Regions from separate parts of the Homo sapiens genome. Here all the other regions are linked to region 1. The links are chromatin loops, found by intact Hi-C in ENCODE. Cell type or tissue: heart right ventricle. All regions are shown on one strand.

What was found. Peaks named below come from ENCODE experiments on the same cell type or tissue, not always from the same donor. Only the 100,000 strongest peaks of a DNase experiment are listed, where the experiment ranks them.
Region 2: a loop joins it to region 1, with 2.2 times the contacts of the local background. A loop is called at or near these places in 29 of 110 quality-filtered maps.
Region 3: it touches region 1 in a loop (14-fold over the local background); 89 of 110 quality-filtered maps call a loop at or near these places.

What each region holds. Positions count from the first base shown.
Region 1 is chr12:123,980,472-123,988,471 of GRCh38, reverse strand. All of the region lies in intron 2 of ZNF664-RFLNA (ZNF664-RFLNA readthrough), which reads right to left. It overlaps ZNF664 (zinc finger protein 664), which reads right to left. Exons shown (of 5, transcript NM_152437.3): 3 at 334-429. Among named protein-coding and RNA genes, the nearest start is that of ZNF664-RFLNA, 11 kb to the right of the region's middle. RefSeq lists an enhancer at 4,140-4,209 and a silencer at 4,400-4,459. In heart right ventricle, a CTCF peak has its summit at 4,429 (motif pointing right); a DNase peak (open chromatin) is centred at 4,416; H3K27ac peaks cover 3,646 bases.
Region 2 is chr12:123,797,313-123,805,312 of GRCh38, reverse strand. It overlaps DNAH10 (dynein axonemal heavy chain 10), which reads right to left. Exons shown (of 79, transcript NM_001372106.1): 14 at 5,942-6,067; 15 at 4,925-5,097; 16 at 3,881-4,032; 17 at 1,488-1,652; 18 at 273-480. Among named protein-coding and RNA genes, the nearest start is that of DNAH10, 39 kb to the right of the region's middle. In heart right ventricle, CTCF peaks have their summits at 3,355 and 3,558; no DNase peak of the experiment used is centred here; H3K27me3 peaks cover 1,297 bases.
Region 3 is chr12:123,901,294-123,909,293 of GRCh38, reverse strand. It overlaps DNAH10 (dynein axonemal heavy chain 10), which reads right to left. Exons shown (of 79, transcript NM_001372106.1): 57 at 6,181-6,355; 58 at 1-33. Among named protein-coding and RNA genes, the nearest start is that of DNAH10OS, 30 kb to the left of the region's middle. RefSeq lists an enhancer at 1,158-1,452. In heart right ventricle, a CTCF peak has its summit at 3,761 (motif pointing left); a DNase peak (open chromatin) is centred at 3,812; H3K27ac peaks cover 1,077 bases; H3K27me3 peaks cover 1,558 bases.

The DNA.
Region 1 (8,000 bases):
GGCCTCCAAGATGGCAGAAGAAAATGGGACAACTGAAACAAAGTTTTAATAACCAATGGTTCACATGGAAAGAAGAAAATGAAGATCCCAGGGAACAAAAAGAGTTGGACAAAAATGTTTCTGACATCTTTAGAGTAAGGAAGGTGGTCCAAGATCTGGGGAATCCAATGCCAGATAAAGGCGAGAGGTCAGGAAGAGCGTGCACGGAGAGCTGCTTCCTCACTGAGCCCAAAGGGCACATGCTCAGAAAAAATTCTAGAGACAGCTTTGGCTTAAAATACTCAAGGGGGATTCTCCATCTAGGACAAATGGTGAAACAAGGGGAAAACTTACCACAGTGACAGGATCAAAACCCCCAAGACATTCCAGAAGAACAGGCAGAGGCAGGGCCCACAGTGGCTGAAGGACTACAAAGGCCTTAGGATCCTGCTGGATGGGAGAAATGCAAAGAGAAAAATGGGTTTATTTATAGAGAATTTAGGATCACAAAATGTTTTCATGAACTAGCTACTATAAACGTGGGGTCCCAGCTCAGAAGATAGGACAGACCTATTTACATCTGGGATTTATATAAATATATGGGATTCAAGGCATGGAGGTCCAAAGAAGGGATGAGCAAATCTGAGAAACCACAGAAAGGAAAATCCAGGCACTCTGCACAACTTCCCTCCAAGATATAGGTATCCCATTATCACAATTAGCCTCGTGATGGGAACCAGATCCAAAATGAGTTTAAGGTTCATAGGTATAAGATAACTGACTCAGACTGGCTAAAATGCCAGGGAATAAACAATCAATAGTGTTTTTTCACGGATTTTCCAGTCTCTCAGGGTACTGAAGAAGCACAAACTGGAGTCAGACTGGGTGAGTTCATGTCCTGGCCCTACTGCATACCTGCTGTGTAACCTTCACCTAGGAGGTTAAGAATGAGTTAATGGAGATAATAAAGGCAGCTGATCTGATAAGGTAATTTAAGGATTAAATCAATTAATCCATGAGAAGTACTTAAAACACTGCCTGGCAAATTTCAAGGGCTCAACAAAGCTATCATTATCATTATTTTATTTATTCCATCTACTACCTCCCCGCCTCTGCTATATTCTATAATTGTTCAGAGAAGTTTAGGTATAGATCTCAAGATCTAGCTTTAAGTTTGGGGAACTTCACTTTCCCCTGGGAGTTATGATATATTAAGGAACTTAGGTTCACACTGCTGCCGTATCTACATGTGGATGGGACATTTACATGTTTTTCTAGCTGTTGTCAATCTGGGGACAGTGCTGGATTACAGTATGCCTCTACAGCTCCCCAGAGCTTTGGGGGAAAGGATTATGTGAAAGGCATGTGGTTAGAATGATCCATCTTGCTAATAGCTATCTGAAGTTGCTATATCATTTTCAGCAGAAATCACTAACATTAGAAATAGAGTCCTGTAGACTATGCTGAGTGGCCCTGCACTGTCAGAGACTGAATAAAACAGGAAGAAAATGGAAAAGTGAAAATGCTTTCAACACATTTAGCTATTTTAGTTTCTCTGTGGGAATAAAGGTTCAACTTAGAATGAAAGCTGTTAGCAGGATAATATTTTAAAGGGCAGGAATACATTTGGAGGAATTTCAAGTGGTCTTGATATTGGGCCAGGTTTTTTCCTCCCTTACTGAACTATACATGCCAATCATGGTGCCTGCTAGCCTACAAATCCTACTAATGGGAACTGCTTCAGCTTTAAGGGTAGGCCCAGGCAGCCATCGGCCACATGACCACTTCTGAGACCAAGTGCAGACATCTGACCCAAGAGCTTAACTCTGACATATGATGTGGCTTGGAACAACAATAAAAGCAAAACAAAATCAGATTCCCTCTCTCTCAGGAATCTAAGCAATACTGAGAGAATGAGGTTATCAGCTGTGAGAGATGAAGCTGAGAGGTTATGATCCGCAAAATGACTGCGGAGGTCATCAAATCACAGCAAACCAAACTCATGAGGAAGTAGAATCTATAAGCAAGGAGGAGCTAAAAGGTTAGAAAAGACATACAGAGGAGGGAAAAACAAGCCAGATGGCAGCAAGAGGAGAAAGACACAAAGAAATGAGTGATGCCGTGAGAGACCTCACTGTCCATGGGAAGACTGTGGCTTGTCTCTGGACAGCCTGAGTTCCTCATGGGTCTGATCCACATGCATCCTCCAATATAGCCCCTTGTACAGAAAGTGGTCTGAATGAAACTCTGTTCTTTGCAACAAAAAATCCCTAACTAAAACACTTCCTTCAACTCCCCCTTAAGATGAAGTTTTCCCAGGAGGTGCCTCAGTGCCACAAACAAACAGATTCTGGGCAAGCCCACCCCCTCCAGCCCCCCGCCAGACATGCCTAGACATACCCAATGTCCACTTCCCAGCAGAACTGGGATGTCTTATCTCTAGGTATATAGGCACAGTCCCTAAGGCTCATGAGCATCTCGAAGACCTATGTAAATGTTTCAGATCTGAAAAAAAACATTACTGGATGCAAAACATGAAAAGAAAATTGCAAAATTAAAGTTAATAAATGTTAAATGTCTATAGCCAATCAAAGCTTAACTCATATGGTTTTGTACAAGCTAATTTTATGTGGGACATGGGTGATTTAATGTTTGATATGACATAGTAAAGGCCTCCAAAAGTTTAATGGCTTAAGGCCTTCACAGATCTTCGCACCAGTCCCACAGCAGCGGACGTGTTTGGGCCTAAGCTGGAACCTGCCATTCCACCCCTTGGATAAGTGTATGCTTAAACTGTACGCCTGGCCGCTCAAACTGGGCACTCAGTCTAAAGTGAGAGGTCAAATCCCACCTCCCAGATTTAAACACAGTTATTTTACCACTTCTGATATTAGGAATCTGTTATCTTTTCTTAACGAAATATTTTAAATAAGTGAAGCCAAATAACTTCTATTAGCCATACTATTAGTTTTACCAAGAAGTTTTTTAAAATGTCATTTATGATAGCAAATGGTCTCATAGATTTAAAGGATTTAACATTTGACGTGTGTCAGAATAGTAAATCAAAAATCAGTCACATTTACTCTCTCCTGCAAGAACTCCCTCAAATGTCATGAATAGACCTAGACATTTTCTTCCTTCTGGTCAGATTCTCAATCTGAGAAGAGTAGGAAGTGGCACAAAAGTTACATGAAACTTAGATCTTATATTCTGAGATGATGGTGTTAAAAACAAAAAAGCAAAAATAATCCTTTCTAGAGTCATTGTTGATTACAGCTCTAATTTCATATGCACAGATAAGTGACATGTGTTCTCTGGAGCCATCCCCCGACTAAGACCAATTCACTCTTCTCACTTTCACTACTGAGCTCCTCCACAGCATCTATAATACCTTCTGTGTGCACCTCCCACACACCATTCTGTACCCCCACCCCCACTACAAAACTGCTCTCAGAGTCAAATCTTGGGGCCGTTCCTCCTGCCTCACCCTGAATCCTAGTCTACGGTCTCCTCGGCTCCCAGTTCCCTGCACATTCTCACTTTTCCTCTGGCCTTGCTGATTGTGTCTGCCATCTCACATGCCTATGCCTAAATATAGGAGTCCTCCATACAGTATGTCCTGTCTCCATTTTTTAGCTCAACTACCTGCTTGGCTGGAATGATGACCATTTCCATGATGATGATGCCACAGTTTCTTAACACAGTCTTTTCTTCTTACCTGTATCTCCAACTGCCTACTAGAATTATTTCCCCATCATCCCACGATAAACTGAAAATCACTACTTTGACAAACTCAAAGTCCCTATAAAAGGCAACTTCTTCCCTCAACAGATCTCCCAGGCAAAGAACTTTGAAACCAACTCTCTCCTCCTCCCCGGCCCCCACACCCCTTTCAACTGTTTTCTTTCTGTGCTTGTTTCTTCCCTTCAGCATTTAAACACAATGCAGAAGTCTCCCCCAACCTTAAGGAAAAACAGCATTTAATCCCAGGCCTTCTCTAGCTACCCTGTCTCCCTGGCCCCACCCTCCATTTCCCCATCCAGACCTCTTAAAGACTGATTTTTCCAGATTTCTATTGCTTCACTTCCCACTCATGCCTCAATCCAACACCACACCACCGAGGTTCCTCTCTCATTGTCGGCCTTCTCTTGGCCAATCCAAGGGCACTTTTTGTTCTTTATCCCACTGGACATTACTGGCCACACTCCCTTGGCTCCTTCTGTGACCCTACGGCCTCTGTGTTCTACACTCACTGCATAAACCCAGTATTATCAGTTGGCCGGGCAAGCTCTTGTAAACACTAGTTCATTCCCATGAGTTCCATCTCCCCTCTCCTCTGCTCCTAACATCCACACCAGTTTCAACCATCTCGCCCACTGGTTCTCAACTCTGGCTGTGAAAGAAAGCTTTGCTAGGAGTCCACATTTCAACTGTTCACAAGGCCTCCAGAGGGCACTCAAACACCTGCTCAGAAACCTCGGCTCTTCACACTAAGGAGTTAGGACTTGAAATCAATGTCACAATGGGTTACTACCTCTAGTTGCCAAGCATCATGAAAATGCATGCAACCCGCTTTGTGCAGGTTCTCTGATTCTAACTGTGAGTCTGGAGGCTTACCACAAGGTCCTAGTCCTATCACAATGTAAAGTTATAGTATTAAAAGTAATTTATTGAACATCGGTTAACTGAGAAACTTGACATGTTTTCTAGCCAACACCGAGTACTTTGAATCAATGAAATATTCTTAAACCCCCATCAGGCTCAATCCTAAACATATTTGAACTACACATCCAAAAGTGATATTTTGAAAGCCAGAGGGACATACAGGATTTACTCTGCAGAAGAAAAATGGTTCCAATTATTTCTATGAACTGTTGTATTGTTAACCTAAGTGGCAGAGTTCATCATCTTTGGGACAGGGGTCTGCTCTGGCTATAAAGGCTTCCTCACAAGCTCTGTCACAATATCATAGAACACACTGCAAAATAAGATATGGAAATAACCTATGATTATTTTATGAACTTTCAGGGGTATGAAAAATAAATGAGTTCTAGAATAGCTTTACTGAATTTCTTATAATGTATCAAGTGACACAAGAGACACTGTGTATTTCAGAATCAGAATAAAGGTGTAGAAATGTTTTAGCGTTAAAAAGCAATACGAATTATATTTTTAAAATTACATTTTGAATGCTTCTGCTACATCTTCAAAATTAAATTGTATTTTAAAAATTCTCTTCTTTCAGTGTCTTACAAATGAGTAATCATAGCCATTGGTTCCACCTTGTGACTCTCCCACATGGATTAGCTGTAGCACAACTTGCTTGCTTTCTTTTTTTATTTTTTTGAGACAGGGTCTCGCTCTGTCACCCAGGCTGGAGTACAGTGGCGTGATCATGGCTCACTACAGCCCTGCCTTCCAGTGATGCTCCCACCTCAGCCTCTTAAGTAGCTGGAACCACAGGTGTGTGCCACCATGCCTGGCTAATTTTTGTATTTTTGGTAGAGACGGGGTTTTGCCATGTTGCCCAGGCTGGTCTCAAACTCCCAGCCTCAAGCCATCTGCCTGCCTTGGCCCCTCAAAGTGCTGGGATTACAGGCATGAGCCACCATGCCCAGTAGACACAACTTTCAACCTGGGCTGAAAGACTTCAATTTGCTAAATCTAAGATTCACTCCTGATCCCTTTATTACATCTCTAGGCCGTTTGAAACTACTGCTCCTGTCCATTCTTGAAACTTTCTAACTTCCAGGACGTCTCTCCTGAGTGTCCTCGTCTGCACTCCCTTCTAGCCAGTCCACCAGGCTCACACTAAATGAATCTGCTCCTGTAAGCGCTGCAACAGTAAAACCGATACGGTGAGCGTGGAACCCAAGCTAAGCCAATCAGATTGTCCTTCTAGAGAATTTGGAATTGGGAAGTGGGAAGTGGAAAGACTGGGTCTGTGATGTGAGCTGGCAGAAGTTAGAGTTTCAGAATGGCCTTCCAGAGTGACCACCTGGGGTCACGTGTTATTTACTGCCAAGCGAGAGAAGAGATTAGGGGGAGGGCAGGCACACATAGAAGCATAGGGCAGACACACAGTGAGCAGGAGAAGCCTGGGAGATGAAGGCAAAGAGCACAGCCACACTGACTGCCACCAACTTCCCAGCGACTGGGCCCCAACCTCTGATGAAGACATCTACCTTCCTCTCTAATGACTTCTGTTACCTTGGCAGGCACTTTCTCCGCTACCTTTTCTCCACTTGTCCTTCAAGGTACCCATGCTCCAGCCATACTATTAACAGCCAGGTGGGCACTCACACATGGATGAAAGGGCACCACTCTGCCTATTTCCTGGCCTGCCCCTACGTGGAAGGGACCAGTTTACCAAGATGAAGAGAAATCACTCCCAGAAGTCAGGTGTACTCTGACAACAGGATGACTGACAAAAGGACCACTAATGCCCAGAGGAACCTCCACCACCCACTCAGAGAGGCAAGAGTCTACCCAATGAACCCCAAAGACAATCATGGTATTATCTGAAGTCGAGGTCATGCAGTCTCAAATAATTCTATGTGAAAAATATCAATGGTCCAGTCTATCTAGACAGATATGCCCCAATTTACAGAAGTACAACTATATTGCAAGAAAAATTTACCATGTAGAAATATTGATTTTAATACCATAGCTATGTATAGTATCTAGTCATTCTTACAGCAAAACATGTGTACTGTAAAATTATTCTTTGTAAATCCTCTTCGTGACACACCTATGTGTCCTATAAGACCTTCAAACTCAAGTACATCCAAAACTGAATCAGTCACTTCCTCACCAAAGCCTACTATATTCCTGTCTTAATCTGTTTTCTATTGCTTACAAGAGAATACCTGAAACTGGATAATTTATGAAGAAATTTATCTCTTACAGTTATGGAGGCTGAAAAAGCCCAGGACCACATCTGGTGACAGCTCTCCTGCTGGTGGGGACTCTCCAAAGAGCCCTGAGCCGGCACAGGGCATCACACGATGAGAGGGGGCTGAGCATGTTAACATGCTGTCTCAGATCTCTTTTCTTTTTATAAAGCCCCCAGGTCCCCTCCCATGACAACCCATTAATCTATGAATGGCTCTGCCCTCATGAGCCAAACCTCTGAAAGGCCCCACCTCTCAACACTGTCACATTGGGGATTAAGTTTCAACATGAGTTTTGGAGGGGACAAATATTCAAACCATAGCCAATTCCCAACTATAGTAAATGAGTCCACTCTCCCCTCAATTGCCCAAGTCAATATCATTGACTTCCCCCCATCACAAAGGTCTAGCCACTCTCTTCCAAATACCTCTGGAAACTCTCCACTGTGTACCTGCATTGTCTCAACTTAACTCAAGCCACCATCATCTTCCCTGGAATTCTACAAAAGCCTCCAGTCTTGCTTCCCTCTAATCCATTATCTACTCTAATGTAACCTTCTAAAATGCAAAATGGATTGTTCTTACCCTACTCACAAGTTTTCAATGGGTCCCAATCATTTTCAGTGTAAATTCCAAATTTATTCATTGGCTTTAACCAAAAAAAAAAGTGCTCATGTCTATTTGCCATGTAGCTATCATGTCCCAGATATACTTTGTTAAATCAAATGTTCCATCATACATGTAATACAGGTACATGTAATCTTGGCAAATACAAAAAAGATTATTTAAATCACCCGACATCCTACCGAATTCCACAATTCTTAAGATTTCCATCTAATTTCTTCTACATATTTTTGCCATTCATAGGTTTTACTGGAAGGCTGCTGGGACTTTTTTTGGGGCGTTTTCATCATATCAGGTATACAATTGTGTATCCTGATTTCCTTCCACTTAACACTATCATAAGCATTTTAATATATTTTCTTCATAAACGTTTTTAATGGCAATGTTATTTGCCACTAAATATATGATATAGGGGATGTATCATAACCATTCTGCAAACTGTGCCCATAAATATAATTCTACAATATACATATTTTGTGCAGAAAGCTTTTCTCTGTATTTAAA
Region 2 (8,000 bases), 180 kb after region 1:
CAGCGATTCTCTGCTGCCAGCTGAACACAGGCTCACGATGGCTTTCAGACAGTTGAAGTGGGGAGAGGGATCCTTTCTTTTTTGGAATGTTGAGGGGCCTAACAAGATCATGAAGGTCATCCCCCCATTCTGTGAGTGCCCTTCTGCCAGAAAGCCTCTGACCATCCAACTGATTTTCATTCTCTACCTTGCCACCCCCTCTAACTGTCCATATTTGTCAACTGTTTTAATCTACACACACCATTTTAAAGCATGCAACAAGATGAACTTACTTCAGGATGAGCTTTGTCAGGACCTCATAAATTTTCTTTTCCCAGTATTTGTAGTAGGAGGCCAGCTTGGGGGCCTTGCCTGTGTTGGTGTGGACGACCAGGCCCTCAACTTTGGTCAGCAGTGGTCCAATGGCAAGATACCACCGGACCATGTGGTCCACGTCGCTGGCCCTTTCTCGCTCAATGTGTTCAAAAAATTCCTTCACGCCTGGAGAGAAAGATGTCTGTTAGAGCTGTCCACGAACACAGGGAAGGACAGCACTCAAAAGGCAATCCAAACATGAGCTGTGTGTCTTAAAAAAACCAAAACCAGCCTCCAACCTCAGCCCAAAGCAGAACATAAGTCAATATCAGAACACACACTAAGCAACAAATAAATGACAACCAGTTACGCACATCTAGTGGCTTTTATACCTTTGGGCAATCTTGTTTTTCTTCAATTCATTGTTGACATATCTTGAATTCCTTGTTGACTAGTCTAAGACCACTTAAAGTATCTTTTTTTTTTTTTTTGAGACGGAGTCTCACTCTGTCACCCAGGCTGGAGTGCTGCAGTGGTGCGATCTGGGCTCACTGCAAGCTCCGCCTCCCAGGTTCACGCCATTCTCCTGCCTCAGCCTCCCGAGTAGCTGGGACTACAGGTGCCCACCACCACGCCCAGCTAATTTTTTGTATTTTTAGTAGAGACAGGGTTTCACCGTGTTAGCCAGGATGGTCTCGATTTCCTGACCTTGTGATCTGCCTGCCTCAGCCTCCCAAAGTGCTGGGATTATAGGCGTGAGCCACCGAGCCCTGCCTAAAGTATCTTTCTTTAGCAAGTAAATGTGAGCCCATAAAAAATACAACTAGCTTTACTGTTACAAAGTTATCAACAAAGTACCACAGGCTTTCGCAGATGAGGTGGGAGGATCACTTGAGGCCAGGAGTCCAAGACCAGCCTGGGCAACATAGTGAGCCCTCGTCTCAGAAAAAAACAAAACAAAAACAAATAAACATGAATTTGTTAAACTAAGCAATATATAAAACATGACAAAAAGTAATAGCTACCCGTGATTCTTTCAAGTAAATGACTGAGAGCATTAGAAATGGTTTGATGCCATTCATGGAACATACAAATACATATGTATATTTATAGGTACATATATACACATGTATGTATATACAATATATGTTCTCATTAATTCCATAACTGGAGAACCCAGAAGTCAGATCTACCTGGGAGTTCTTCCTCACTTTTAGCGGCTGGATATTTAAAGAGATTTATGGCCTCTATTAATGTCAGCCTGGAAGAAATGTCATCTGCATTCTTATGAATCTGGTGGACGAGAGACTCAAATTTCCCAATGGCCTGTTTGCAACCAGTTATATAGTCACCGATACCTTTGAAGAAAGAAAGAAAGAAAGACATTTGGCTTCCAACTCTGTCTTTCCACATCCCCCCACCAACGTCTGTGATGTTAATACTGGCATCCCTTTGCAGGAAAGACCCTGCTCATTCCAACCCCTTGGGTCTTTGGGCTGGCAAAGATCCACTTTGAACCCTAAGGGACTGGGACAAGGAGTCCTGAGCCCAGAATCAACCAAGCAATGCATCTCTTCTATTCAAATGTTAGCACGGTCCTGGCTGGAGCACCATGGGGAGAAAGGGACTATCAAGCCTAGCTGTCTTCTCACTGCTGGAGCTCCCTGAACCTCCACTCTGCACCACCTGCCCGCAGCCTCCTCTGGCCTGGAGCTTAGACGAACAGCAAGAACATGAACAGTAAACTCGGGCTAAGTACTTACGATCGGTCTCACTTTATGAAAATAAAAACCCCAAAGTGGATCACAGACTATACTGGGAAACATCATACTATAACATTTTTAGAAACAAAACACAAGGAGAGAAAAAAACTTATGATTCTTCGACTTGACAGCAAAAGTAGAACCCATTAAAGGAAAAATTGATACACTGGACTTAGTTGAAATTTACAGTTTTTGCTCTACCAGAGGCCCTCCTACGAGAAAGAAAAGACAAGCGACAGAGTGGGAGAAAATAGCTGCAAACCACACATCCAATAAAAGACGAGTATCTAGAGTATACCAAGGATGCTCAAAACTCAACAGTAAAGAAAACAAACAATCTAATTAGAAAATAGGCAAAAGACATAAAAAGACGTGTTGCTGAAGAGGCCATACACATGACATATTTGTGCTTATTAGCACATGAAAAGATGCTCAACACCATTAGCCATTACAGAAGTCAAATCAGAACCATGAGATATCATTACACAGCTATCAGATGGCCAAAATTAAAAAAAAAAAAAAAAAGTGACAGCAAAACTGGCCAGGATGCAGAGAAACCGAGTCACTCATATATTGATGATGGAAATGTAAAATGGCACAGCCGCCCTGTAAGACAGCATGACAGTAAAACAAAAACAAAAACAAAAAAAGGCCACACGTGGTGGCTCACGCCTGTAATCCCAGCACTTTGAAAGGCCAAGGCGGATGGATCACTTGAGGCCAGGAGTTCAAGATCAGCCTGGCCAACATGGCAAAACCCCATCTCTACTAAAAATACAAAAGTGAGCCAGAAGTGGTGGCAGGTGCCTATAATCCAAGCTACTCGGGAGGCTGAGGCAGGAGAATCGCTTGAACCCAGGAGGTGGAGATTGCAGTGAGCTGAGATTGCCCCACTGCACTCCAGCCTGGACAACAAGAGCGAAACTCCATCTCAAAACAACAACAACAACAACCTTAAACTAAACATGCAACTACCGTGCAACTCAGCAACTGCACTCCTGGGCATTTATCCCAGAAAAAGTGAAGACTCCTGTCACACAAAACCCTGTACACAAATGTTTATAGCAGCTTTATTCCTAAGAGCCAAAACCGGAAACAACCTAGTTGTCCTTCAAAAGGTGAAAGGCTGAACAAACTATGGTACATTGATACCGTGGGGTATGCTTCGAAAATCCACAGACTGTTGACACATCCAACAAGGGCAGATCTTTGAAGACTTAGGCTGAGCAAGAAGAGCCAAATCAAAAAAGGGCTATGTGTTATCTCATTTATATAACACTCTGAAATGACAACATTACAGAAATTGAATAAAGATTCATGGTTGCCAGGGATTAAGGAGAGGGCAAGGATGGGAGGGAAGTGGACTTGACAGTACTCGCTGTGGTGTTGAAAATGCTCTCTATCTCGACTGTATCAATGTCAATATCTTGGTTGTGATCTTAACTAGTTTTGCAAGAAGTTACTACTTAGGGAAAATGACTAAAGGGTACGAAGGCTCCCTCTGTCGTAATTCTTAACAACTGCATGTGAATCTATAATTACCTCCAAATTACATTTTTAATTAAAAAAATAAAAGTAAAGGTGATTTTCTTTTGGGAGAAATGTGCTTTGGGTCTGCAGAGTGTGAAAATATCACCCCTCTTATCTTCATCCCAACGACAGCCTGGAGATCAGTTCTAAGTTCCGCAACTTGTATTTCTTAACCCTCAAAAATTGTTAATTGTCTCTATAAACATATGAAAATGGTAATTCAAATAAAACAACCTAAAAGAATTACTTTGCATCCCAAGTCTAAAAGGCAATCAATAGATGAATGACGTTACCTAGTGAGTTCCAGTTCAACCTCTTATATCCCGACCTAAACACTCGGAGCAGTTCCTGGGAATGATCTTTGAGAAGCACAGACTCCGCATCGTTTAACGTTCCTATGAGCATGTGATAATGATCCAACATGCGCTGTATCCCAGCTGTGTACCTGCACATGACAGGAATGTCATAAACCTGAGGAGAGCACCTTTAAGCTCATCAAAAGCTTTTGCGGTCAAGAGATTACAAAAGACCGTGGTCTCAATCAAGACCAACCTTGATCAAGAGATTTGCAGAAATTTAAAACATCACTCTTCTCATTAACTTTCTTTTTTGGAAAATATTGGTTACTTCTCATTAAAGATGTTATTTATATTACATGAAATAGGTTTACTATTGTTGATCCCTATTTTAAACTTTTCTTTTTTTTTTTGAGATGGAGTCTCGCTCTGTCGCCTAGGCTGGAGTGCAGTGGCACGATCTCGGCTCACTGCAACCTCTGCCTGCCAGGTTCAGGCAATTCTCCTGCCTCAGCCTCCCAAGTAGCTGAGACTACAGGCATGAGCCACCATGCCCAGCTAATTTTTGTAGTTTTAGTAGAGATGGGGTTTCACCATGCTGGCCAGGCTGGTCTTGAACTCCTGACCTCATGATCTGCCCGCCTCGGCCTCCCAAAGTACTGGGATTACAGGCGTGAGCCACCACACCCAACCCCATATTTTAAACTTTTCTTAGCTTCAATTTTTTTTTCTTCTTTTTTTTTTTTTGGATACAGGCTCTCGCTCTGTCTCCCAGGCTGGAGATAGAGCAATCACGGTTCACTGCAGCCTCAATCTCCCAGGTTCAAGGAATCCTCCCACCTAAGCCTCCCAAGTAGCTGAGACTACAGGTAGCACCACAACGCCCAGGCCTTAGCTTCAATTTCTAATGTGGTAAGAATTCATAATTATAAAATCCACAAAAATGAAAGCTTTTGGAGGGGTCCTCAATAATTTTTAAGAGCGTAAAGGGGTCCCAAGAACAAAAAGCTTACTGCTAATTTAAAAGAAGAATTTTTTTACCTAAGGAATTTGTCTTCCTGGAGAGCAACATTTCTTGCTAATTCAGGGACAGTGAACCCCAGCTGCTCTAAGTACTTTGTTTCATTAATAATCTCTCTGAGAGCCGGTGAAAAGTTGATTGCAAAAACAGCTCCCCTTTCTAAAGTCGAAGGCTCCTCTGTGGCGATGGAAGACTGTGGAAGAGACATTCCATCAGCGCGGCCAGGGCAGTCCAAGAGACAGTTGGATCAACACAACCCACACCAAAAGTGAACATGAAAAAGATCAACACTGGGCCCTTCACCAGACGGGGGTGCTGGCTGGAACTGGCTGGAATATGTATTTTGTTTGGTGAACGGAGATTTTGAAGAATCAATTCAGTTGCCGGCATTTGAAAATGGAGCAATTTCACCTAAAAATTCCTTCTGCCTTCCCTTGAAACACTGGAAAATCTGACATGGAGCAGTTGCCTCTTTGGTCGGATCTGAGCCCACCTGTTCCCTAGGGGTCCCACCTGGCCCTCTCCACTTGCTTTGGTCCCTACGTCAGGATTTCAGGAACCAAAGACCTAAAACTGCCAGGCTGCATCTTTCCTCCCTAACGGCAGGTGTTCGTTTATCGAGCATTCACCAAGTGCGGGGCCCAGAGCTGAAGAAGAGGATGAATCAGGTGGAATGGCATTTTTCTGCAGGTTAAAGATGGCCAGCTGTCAGCTCTGTTTCATATATGATTCAACCAACCCTTTGCTTGTCTACATCATCTGATTTATAAAACGCATTTCATAAATGGGGAAACGGAGGCTTGGTATTCAGCCACTTGCCCAAGAAGTCAGTAGGGCTGCCCGTTTCCAGCCCGCGTCCTAGCCATGGCATCGTGCCATCTCCACTCTTTCCTTTCTCCTCCTCCCCTAGCCCTTCCTTGTCTTTGATTCTGGAAACTGACCCAACTTCATGAATGTCAACAAATCAAGCCTTGAGAAAATGTGGCAGACGCCATCGTCTCACGCGGCAATCGGGAATGAGGGCGTGGGCAGCGCACCTTGGTCAAAAGGCTCTTCTTCATGAGAGCTGGCAGCACCTGCTCCGTCACCTCCATCCACTGCTCATACTTTCTGTCTTCATACTCCTTCATTGTCCTACCTACTTCCAAATATTTTTGTTTGACCTATCAAAGAATTCAAGCAACCGTCATTTTGTCCTTGAAAATAACATTTTTCATCTCGCTCTACACAGATAATTTATACAAATTATAAATATAATATATAAATTATTATAAACATTATATAATTTTTTTTTTTTTTTTTTGGAGACGGAGTCTCACTCTGTCGCCCAGGCTGGAGTGTAGTAGCGCGATCTCAGCTCACTACATCCTTCGCCTCCCGGGCTCAAGCGATTCTCCTGCCTCAGCCTCCCAAGTAGCTAGGATTACAGGCACATGCCACCACACCCAGCTAATTTTTGTATTTTAGTAGAGACAGGGTTTCACCATGTTGGCCAGGCTGGTCTTGAACTCCTGACCTCAGGTGATCTGCCCACCTCGGCCTTTCAAAGTGCTGGGATTACAGGTGTGAGCCACTGCACCTGGTCATTTTTATATAATTATATATAAACATTTTTTCATATCTTTCTACATAATTTTGTATACATACATTATAAATATAATAAATAAAAATGTTAATATAATAAATAATATATAGTTATATAATATTAAATAATATAATATAAAATAGTATTAGATATAAACACATTTTGAAAAAGGAAGTCAATAGATTTTCCCAAAGCTTGGAGAGTTGGTCTGCGATGGTGATATAGCACAGATCTCTGTCCTCCCAAATCTCATACTGCATTGTAATCCCCAGTGTTGGAGGTGGGGCCTGCTGGGAGGCAACTGGATCACGAAGGCGGAATTCTCGTGAATGGTTTGCACCACCTCTCTTGGGACTGTCCTGGTGATGCTGAGTGAGTTCTTGGGAGATCTGCTCAAGTGAAAGTGGGCAGCACCTGCCCCTTCACTCTCTCTTGCTCCTGCTCCCACTGTGTGAGGTACCTGCCCCCACTTTGCCTTCCACCATGATTGGGAGTTTCCTGGGACCTCCCAGGAAGGCTATGCTACCTGTACAGCCTGCAGAACTGTGAGCCAATTAAACCTCTTTTCTTATAAATTACCCAGTTTCTTTATAGCAAAATGGACTAATATAGTTGATAACTTGAAATCTAGGTTGACTGGCAGCCTTCTGCAAACCACAGTCCATGAACTGCCTTGGTCTCTACCCATGAACTAAGAACAGCTTTTACATGAAGAGAAGGAAATGATTTAGATGATTAAAAAGAAATCAAAAGAATAATAATGCTTTGTAACTCAAGAAAAAGATATGAAATTCAAATTCAGCATCCATAAATAAAGTTTTATTGGACACAGCCACGCCTGTTCAAAACGTATTATCTGGGGGATACTTTATTGCAGCAACGACAGGTTGAGTCGTTGCAGAGAAATTGTCCAAACCCCTAAAATATTTACTATCGGGATCTTCAAAGAAATGGCTTACCAGCCTCTGCTATATAACATATAAAAATCCATGGGTGGGGGGTGAGATCATATCGAAAAGATGGTAGGCATCCTCCAAAGAAGCTGAAAATTCAATACAGGAAGAAGCCCACATGACCACATTCTGGAAGATGTCTTCTGTATTAAGATGCCAAAGAGAAAGAACACAGGCCAGGTGCAGTGGCTCACGCCTGTAAGCCCAACACTTTGGGAGGCCGAGGTGGACAGATTGCTTGAGCTCAGGAGTTTGAGACCAGCCTGGGCAGGCAACATGGTGCAACCTCATCTCTACAAAAAATACAAAAATGGGCCAGGCGTGGTGGCCCACACCTGTAGGCCCCGCTACTCGGGAGGCTGAGGCAGGAGGATCGCTTAAACCCAGAAGGTCAAGGCTGCAGTGAGCTGTGATTGTGCCACTGCACTCCAGCCTGGGCAACACAGCAAGACCTTGTCTTAAAAAAAAAAAAAAGAAAAAGAAAAGAAAAAGAAGGAACGCAAAAGGCAGTTTACTATGAGCATGAATGCAAGGACAACAGAAAGACCCTCTAACTCA
Region 3 (8,000 bases), 79 kb after region 1:
GTCTGCACCTGCTTCGGGGGCTTAGCAAACGACCTGGCAAGAAACCAAGGCACGTGGGTCACAACCCCGGGATGTGGCCAGGATCTGGCCTGAAAGAGAGCTCCAGAAAAACGAGCTCAACCAAAAGACAGTCCCTGGAGCTACTGCTGCAAGCAAACGAAAGAAGCCAGGTCCCAACACAAACCGCACTCCTGGGCGGGAGCGTCCCTAAGGGCAGGGCCGGGTCCCCCTCTCAGGTTCCAGACCAGGCGCCTGGAATGGTGCGGGGGCAGCATTAAAATACAAACCCAGGCCGTCCCCGGAGCGTCTGGATCAGTGGTTAGGGGGCAGCCTGAGCACCTATGTTTTAATTACACCCTCGGCTGATTCCTCAGACTCTAAATGGTGGCTGCCGTCATTATTGTCATTATCATCATCATCATCACCATCACCATCACCACCAACCATTATCTCTCCCCATTTACTAGATGGACAAACAGGGTCCTGGGAGCTTGCATGACTGGCTGTGCTGACACCGCCTGGGAAGCCTGGGGTCCCCGCATCCTGGGCTCTTTCCAGGCTATGTTGCCCCGTAATTGTGTTCTGTGGCTTTGATAAGACTAGATCATCACTCTGCTCCTCCAGAACGCAGATGTCCACTGCCCTTGTTCCTCTGGAGAACCAGAACTGCCAACGGAACAGGAGACAGAACAGCAGCGCTGGTACAAAGGCCAGAGAAGGAACCGAACCCATCTCACCGGGGCATCCCACTGCCAGGCAAGGTCAGTGAAAGCCACAGGAGTCTCCCAGACCACGCCATGGAAAGACAGAAGTGGAAGAGAACAGCACAGACAAGGCAAAGCAGGAGAGGAAGGAAAAGCAGGAGAGAAGAGCAGGAGACAGAGGTCCCGGAGGGCATGGATGCAGTGTGGGGGCGGCCAGGCAGGGGCCCAGGCATTTGTGCTCTGGTAGGAGGCTGGGGTGAGCCAGAGAAGAAAGAGGGGGATGGAGGGACAGAGGGGGAGACACATGCACAAGAACAGAGACAGGGAGACAGGGAGGAGACAGAGAGACAGGGAGGAGACAGGAAGACAGGGAGGAGACAGGGAGGGGACAGAGAGACAGGGAGGAGACAGAGAGACAGGGAGGAGACAGGGAGACAGGGAGGAGACAGAGAGACAGGGAGGAGACAGAGAGACAGGGAGGAGACAGGGAGACAGGGAGGAGACAGAGAGACAGGGAGGAGACAGCCTGAGCAGACAGCAACCTGGAGGCTTTCTGCAGTGAGCAAATCCCCCACCCCTCCTGACCCCGGAACCCTCACACACTCCCACACAGACAGCAGAGGAGAGAAGGCCCCATAGTGTACGGACAAGCCAGGGCAACAGCCAGGAGGGAGGGCGCCCACACTTCAGCACAAAGCCCAGTGATGAAAGAAAGGCCCTGAGTCCCCGGGAAAAGGCTCGATCACGCTGGTGTTGGCTGCTTAGGAAAGCGGCGGGGCTGTCAAGTGTCTTTAAAAGGTCCCTTCAGGGTGGATGGAAACCAGGCCCCGGCCACCGCTCTGTGAACAAGCAGGTGGGGAAAGAATGGGGCAGATGTTTTCAGATTCAAGACAGAAGGAGCCCAGGCCTGCGGCGGGGTCCTGAGCCCTTGGGCAAGTTAGGAACCAGCCAGGGCGTCAGTTTCCCCATCTGTGAAGTAGAGACGCAGAACTGGAACCTTCCAGTTCCCAAATCCTCTGAGTCTACCAAAGTGACGTTTTCTGCTGTTGGGTTGCAGGCCACGCTCTGGGATCTCACTTATCCAGAACATACCACTTTCCACAATGCCGGATGACCAAGGTGTGTGAAATGTGGAGGGTGCAAGTCAAGAGAAAGGGAGATGTCTGTTTAATTTGATTCCTTTCTTCTATCACAAAACAAACTCAGGAATGAGAAAGGGAGAATGATATGCTACCCTCCCTAGAGGAAAATAATCCTTATAAACCCCACTCCCCACCTCCCAGTACTCTACCCCTGACACACCAGCTGTCTCTGCTTTTTCTCCAGCCGAGCTCCTTGCAATCTCAGAGAAGGTGCCCCCTCCGCCCTCCATGACCATGACTAGGTCAGGTCCCAACATCCACTGTCAGAGCAGCAAGGACCTTTCCTTCCTAACCTAATCCTACATAATTTCCCCATGCACATGGGATTCCTATAGGAAAACAGAGTGTCAGCGCCACGCAGTGAAGACCCTGCCTGCCTCACTGCTGATGGGCCCCAGTGCCTGCTCAGGGCAGGGGTGGGGTGGGGGACAGACACCCACTGACTACTGAATGAATGAAAGGAAGAAAAGTGAAACTCAAGAGCCAGCAACAAAGGGAGGCTTTTATAGTTTTATAGTTAGAGAAACATCTACTTCTAATCTTCATGACTCTTCATCTTCCTGCCTTAACATTTAATGATTTCTACAAAGAGGATTGAGTATGATAAGAAGGAAGCGCTTTTTAAGGACTTAAAAGATTATAAAATTGTCAAGATGTAAGTGCCGGCTCATTGCGCTTAACATCCAAATGACCTGAGAAAAGCCAGATTTTACTCATCTGGAAAAACTCAAATTGGATCCAAACTCACACAGAACCCCAGGAAAAAAATCCTCAATAGATAAAAGATTTAAATATAAAAAATTAAAACATAAGAGTACCAAAAGAAATCATGGGGAAATTATTTTACAATCTTGCAGTGTGATCAGGCCTTTTAACTAGGACACAATATCCAAAAGCCACAAAATAGGTCGGGTGCGGTGGCTCATGCCTGTAATCCCAACACTTTGGGAGGCTGAGGTGGGTGGATCACCTGAGGTCAGGAGTTTGAGACCAGCTTGGCCAACATGGTGAAAGCCCATCTCTACTAAAAATACAAACATTAGCCGGGCATGGTGGTGGGTGTCTATAACCCCAGCTACTTGTGAGGCTGAGGCAGGAGAATCGTTTGAACCTGGAAGGCAGGGGTTGCAGTGAGCCGAGATCGCGCCACTGCACTCCAGCCTAGGTGACAGAATGAGACTCTGTCTCAAAAAATAAATTTAAAAAAAGCCACAAAGGCCGGGCGCAGTGGCTCACTCCTGTAATCCCAGCACTTTGGGAGGCCGAGGCGGGTGGATCACAAGGTCAGGAGATCGAGACCATCCTGGCTAACATGGTGAAACCCCATCTCCACTAAAAATACAAAAAAAAATTAGCCAGGCGTCGTGGCGGGCGTCTGGAGGTACTCAGGAGGCTGGAGCTACTCAGGAGGCTGAGGCAGGAGAATGGCGTGAACCCGGGAGGCGGAGGTTGCAGTGAGCCGAGATCGTGCCACTGCACTCCAGCCTGGGTGACTGAGCAAGACTCTGTCTCAAAAAAAAAAGCCACAAAATAAAATATTGCTAAAACCTGCCACATAAAAATAAACATAGATGGCAAAAACAAACACACACATAAACCTCATAAACAAAGTCAAATAGCCCATGACAAACCAGGAAAAGATTTGCAACTCACCTTATGGATAAAAAGCTGAGCTCCCCATTATATAAAAAGCCCCTGGAAATGGTTTTGAAATAAAAAGCAACAATAACCACGACCCAATAGATACGCAAACCAAGTTCACAGAAAAGGAAATACACATAACTCTTAGACACACTTTTCTCATAGGAAAAAAAAAAAAGGCCAGCTTCACTCACACTAAGAGAAATGCAAATTAAAACTACACAAGTACCACTCATCTACAAAATATGCAAAAATCCCAACATGTGATCGCGCCCCCTGTTGGTAAGTCTAGGAAAAAGCAGGTACTACTCGTTTGGATTGTTGGTGAGGATAAATAGGTTCCATCCCCACGGCGGGGATTAGGCAACAGCTATGAACACTATAAATGCCTACACCCTGGGACCCAGCAATTCCACTTCCAGAAATGTATCCTGCAGGTGGACTCGCCCACGTGCACAATGAACTATGGTCAGATTTATTCTTTGCCACGCTGTTTGTAAAGGCAAAAGACTGGAGACACAATCAATTTATTTAACAAACTCATCAGTAAGGCCTTGTTAAATAAATTACGGCACAGCCACACAATGGAATGTGAAGGAATGTTCTAAAATATCGGGGAAGTTCATCATACATCAACATGCAAAAGCTCTCCAAAATATACTGCTAAGCAGAAAAGATGCAGAAAGATATGCATAGGGTGTTATAATTTGTATATAAAAGAAGGAAAAAAGGATTTGCAGGCATCCCCTGCTCTCCAAACCCTCAGAACCTGAAGTCAGGAAGAGAAGAGACCCTTGTGTACCTGGTTGCCTTGGTCATGCATGAAAATCCTCAGGAAGTGTATATGAGAAATGATATACCCATACTACCTGTTGCAGTGTGGGAAGGTGACCACAGCTGATAGAGGACACAGTGGCCGTGGGCTTTTCCCAGCATACCTTTTGGATGCTGGAGCCATAATCACAGCTAATGCTTACATGGCTCTGACCATGTGCCCAGCCCAGTTCTTCACATATAGGCTCATATGATCCTCATGAAGACCCTGATGCAGCCGAGACAATTCTTATCCACATTTTACAAATGAAGAAACTGGAGCAAAGAGAGGTTAGATGACTTGCTAAACGTCACACAGCAAAGAGGCAGAGCCATGTATGAATGTGTAAAAATTATTCCTTTTGTACTTAGGCTTTCTCAGGGGTGAGCGGGGCACCTGTCTGCAATGCCTGTCTCACTGCAGGGGACACATGCCACGCCCTCTATTTGGCCCCATGGAAGCTCCCCCCCACTCCTCCACCTTGGATTGATGGAAGGGACTCACCGTTCCTTCTCTTCAAATAAATCCCCTTCAAAAATCCTTCCTAGTCTCTGCTTTCACGATGTTTTTATGCTGCTGACCTGGGAGCAGTGGCCCAAATCCTATCACCGGTAGCTAGAAATTTCCCTGGAGGATGTGTGTGCTGACCGTGTCTCCTACCCCTCCGCTGGGTGTGCACTTCCACTGTGTCCTGGTACCTCAGCCTAAACTTCCAACGCCTAGTGCTGAAGTTTTAATACATCGATCCTTATACCCTCCTTGACACCATCCTCAACACTGAACTAATGACTTCTTGCTGACCACAGCAGCACCTCCAAGTGACCTCCCAAGAATGAACCGGGAGGTCATTCTGTCCTGGAGTGAGCTGAATTCCATGCTCAAATTCACAAATGTTTCACCAATAAGAAAACAAGGGCACGGACTTGGACAAGGAGCGCTGCTCAGCCTTCACAGGCAGCACAGAGGCAGAGAAATAGGAAGCACAGGGAACATGCACCGCTCCAGCGGGAGCCCAGAATGGAAGCCCATTACTGACCCAGGAACGGAGCCTCTCGGCTGCGAGACCCGTGTGTGGGGCCAGGAAGACTGATCTCCTTCTGGATGAAGAGTGGGGAAGGAGAGAGCTGAGGCTCCCACGCCGAGGGGTCTGTGCGGGGCCAGGCAGCACAGGGGCAGAGGCAGTGGGCGGAGGCTGGCACCAGGACAGTGTTCCCTCCCAGGGCTTTACTCACAAGACTCAACTGACCATCAGAGCCCAGGAACAGTGCCCTGGGGAGGCCAAGCCATGCGAGGAGAAAGCTTGTTAGCCCACGCCACACCACGTTACCCTCGCTGACAGCAGATGAGCCCTCTGGTGTGGGGGACAGGGTCATCTTACAGATTGATTTGCAAGATGTATGGGGGCCTCAATAGTGACCTACTCTCACCCTCCTTGAAAGCTTCCTTGGCTGGAAATGGATTCAGGCATCGCCAGTCCGGCCGTGGTGTGCACACATCTCTGCAGAGCTGTTTTCAGCAGGGCTCAGCCCCATGGTGAGCATCCTGCCCCTGCTTAGGGCGGACACTTGCCCCCGCATGTTCCGTGAAGAGCACTGTTTTACCCCACTCCATCCTTCCCTTGGCCTGGGTTCAAGGTCAGCAGGCCCTGCTTCCTACTAGCTGGGGGATCTGGATGCCTGGGGCGCCCACCTCATCTCCCTGGGCCTCATTTTCCCCATCCGAAAATGAGGGCAACAACAGTCTCCACCATGGAGAGAGCCAGGCACAGTGGCAGCATGTGGCATCGGCTCCTTTGTAAGCTCCTGGTTGCCACGATCATGGAGACTACTGGCTTGCAGAGGTGGAATGGAAGCCCAGAATGGTGGCTCAGGTGCATTACCTAATCTCAGTCACGTCCGACTTGTCCAGCTTCTGCAGTTCCAGCTTGGCGGCCTCCAGGATGGGCATGACCTCTGCCAGGGTCGTCTCGGCCTCGGCCTTCTCCATGGCAATGACTTTGTTCTGCTCCTCTATCTCCATGGCCTTTTCCTCTGCCAGTTTCTTCTTCTCCTCGGCTGCAGGGTAGGACAGGGGGTGAGTAAAGCTTGGGCTCAGAGGAGATGCACTCGCGGCCCCGGCTCTGAGCAGAGTGCAGTCCTCAAAGGTTGGCTTGAGCCCTAGCGGGGATCTAAGGGGCTCTGGCCAATGTGGCAGCCTCAGTGATCCTGGTGGGACAGAAAACCTCACCATGCGTGGGGCCTCCAGCACTAGGCAGCCACCCTGACTCTGACCTTCCTCAACTGGCCCACCTGTGTCCCACCCACTCCATCCAGGACAAATCCCATGGCTCCTGATAGCCCCCAGCCCTGCCTCGCCGGTGTTCAGTGAGGATGCTGGGGTCCCCCTCCTGCTTACCGGCTCCCTGCGATCTCCTCCTTCTGCCTCTCATCGCCTCTTCCTACGCTCACTCGGGCCCAGCCAGAGCCACCCTCTAAGGAGCCTGCCCCTCTGTCGTCCTCTCTCTCCCTTCCTTGCTGACTTGCTTCATGACACCAATCGCAATCGGAAGTTTCATTTCACCACTGGCTGATTCACTGCCTGGGTGCCCTCACTCACTAGGATGTCAGCACCTCCCCGAGGGCCGGAACCCCAAAACCTAGAGCAGGGCTTGGCTCACAGTGGTTTGAACAGTGTCACCCCACCAAGATTCGTGCCCACTGGGACCTCAGGATGTGACCTTATTTGGAAGTGGGTCTTTGTAGATGGAATTAGTTAAGATTAGGTCATACGGGGTGAGGGTGGGCCCTAAATCCAATGCCTGGGGTCCCTATCAGAAGGCCATGTGCAGACACACAGGGAAGAGGGGCGTGTGGCAATGGAGACAGACGCTGGAGTGGTGCATTTATAAGCTAAGCTAAGGAATACCAAGGGCTGCCAACAACCCCAAGAAGCTGGAAGAGGCTTCCCCTAGAGCTTTCAGAGGGAGCATGGTCCTGGCACCTTGATGTCAGACTTTGGCCTCCAGAACTGTGAGAGAATAAATTTCTGTTGTTGGCCAGGCATGGTGGCTCACACCTGTAATCCCAGCACTTTGGGAGGCCGAGGCAGGTAGATCACCTAAGGTTGGGAGTTCGGGATCAGCCTGGCCAACATGGCGAAACCCCGTCTCTACTAAAAATACAAAAATTAGCTAGGCGTGGTGACGGGCACCTGTAATCCCAGCTACTCAGGAGGCTGAGGCAGGAGAATCGCTTAAACCCAGGAGGCAGAGGTTGCAGTGAGCCGAGATCGCGCCACTGCACTCCAGCCTAGGTGACAGAGCGAGACTCTGTCTCAAAAAAATAAATTAATTAATTAATTTAAAAAAATAAATGTCTGTTGTTTTCAGCCCCCAGATCATGGTGCTTTGTTAGAGCAGCCCCGGGAGATGAATGCAGCAGGCCTTCTACAAACAGATGCTGGCTGCAGAGGCTCTGCCTCCCCCATGATAAGGTCTCTCGGAACCCATCTCCACAGCTAACAAGCCAGCACTGGCACTTGCAGCGTGCAAAGCCGTGCACGGGCCTTGACACTGTAAAGGGTCCCCAGCCCAGGCACTACTTGTCCCTGGGGCAGCAGGGGGATGAATGCATCAGAAAAGGGTAGCAAGATCACGAGTGTGGAACCTTCGGAACAGAAAAGCAGAAAGGAAGCTGTCTAAGCTGTGAGCGTGCTGAGGCG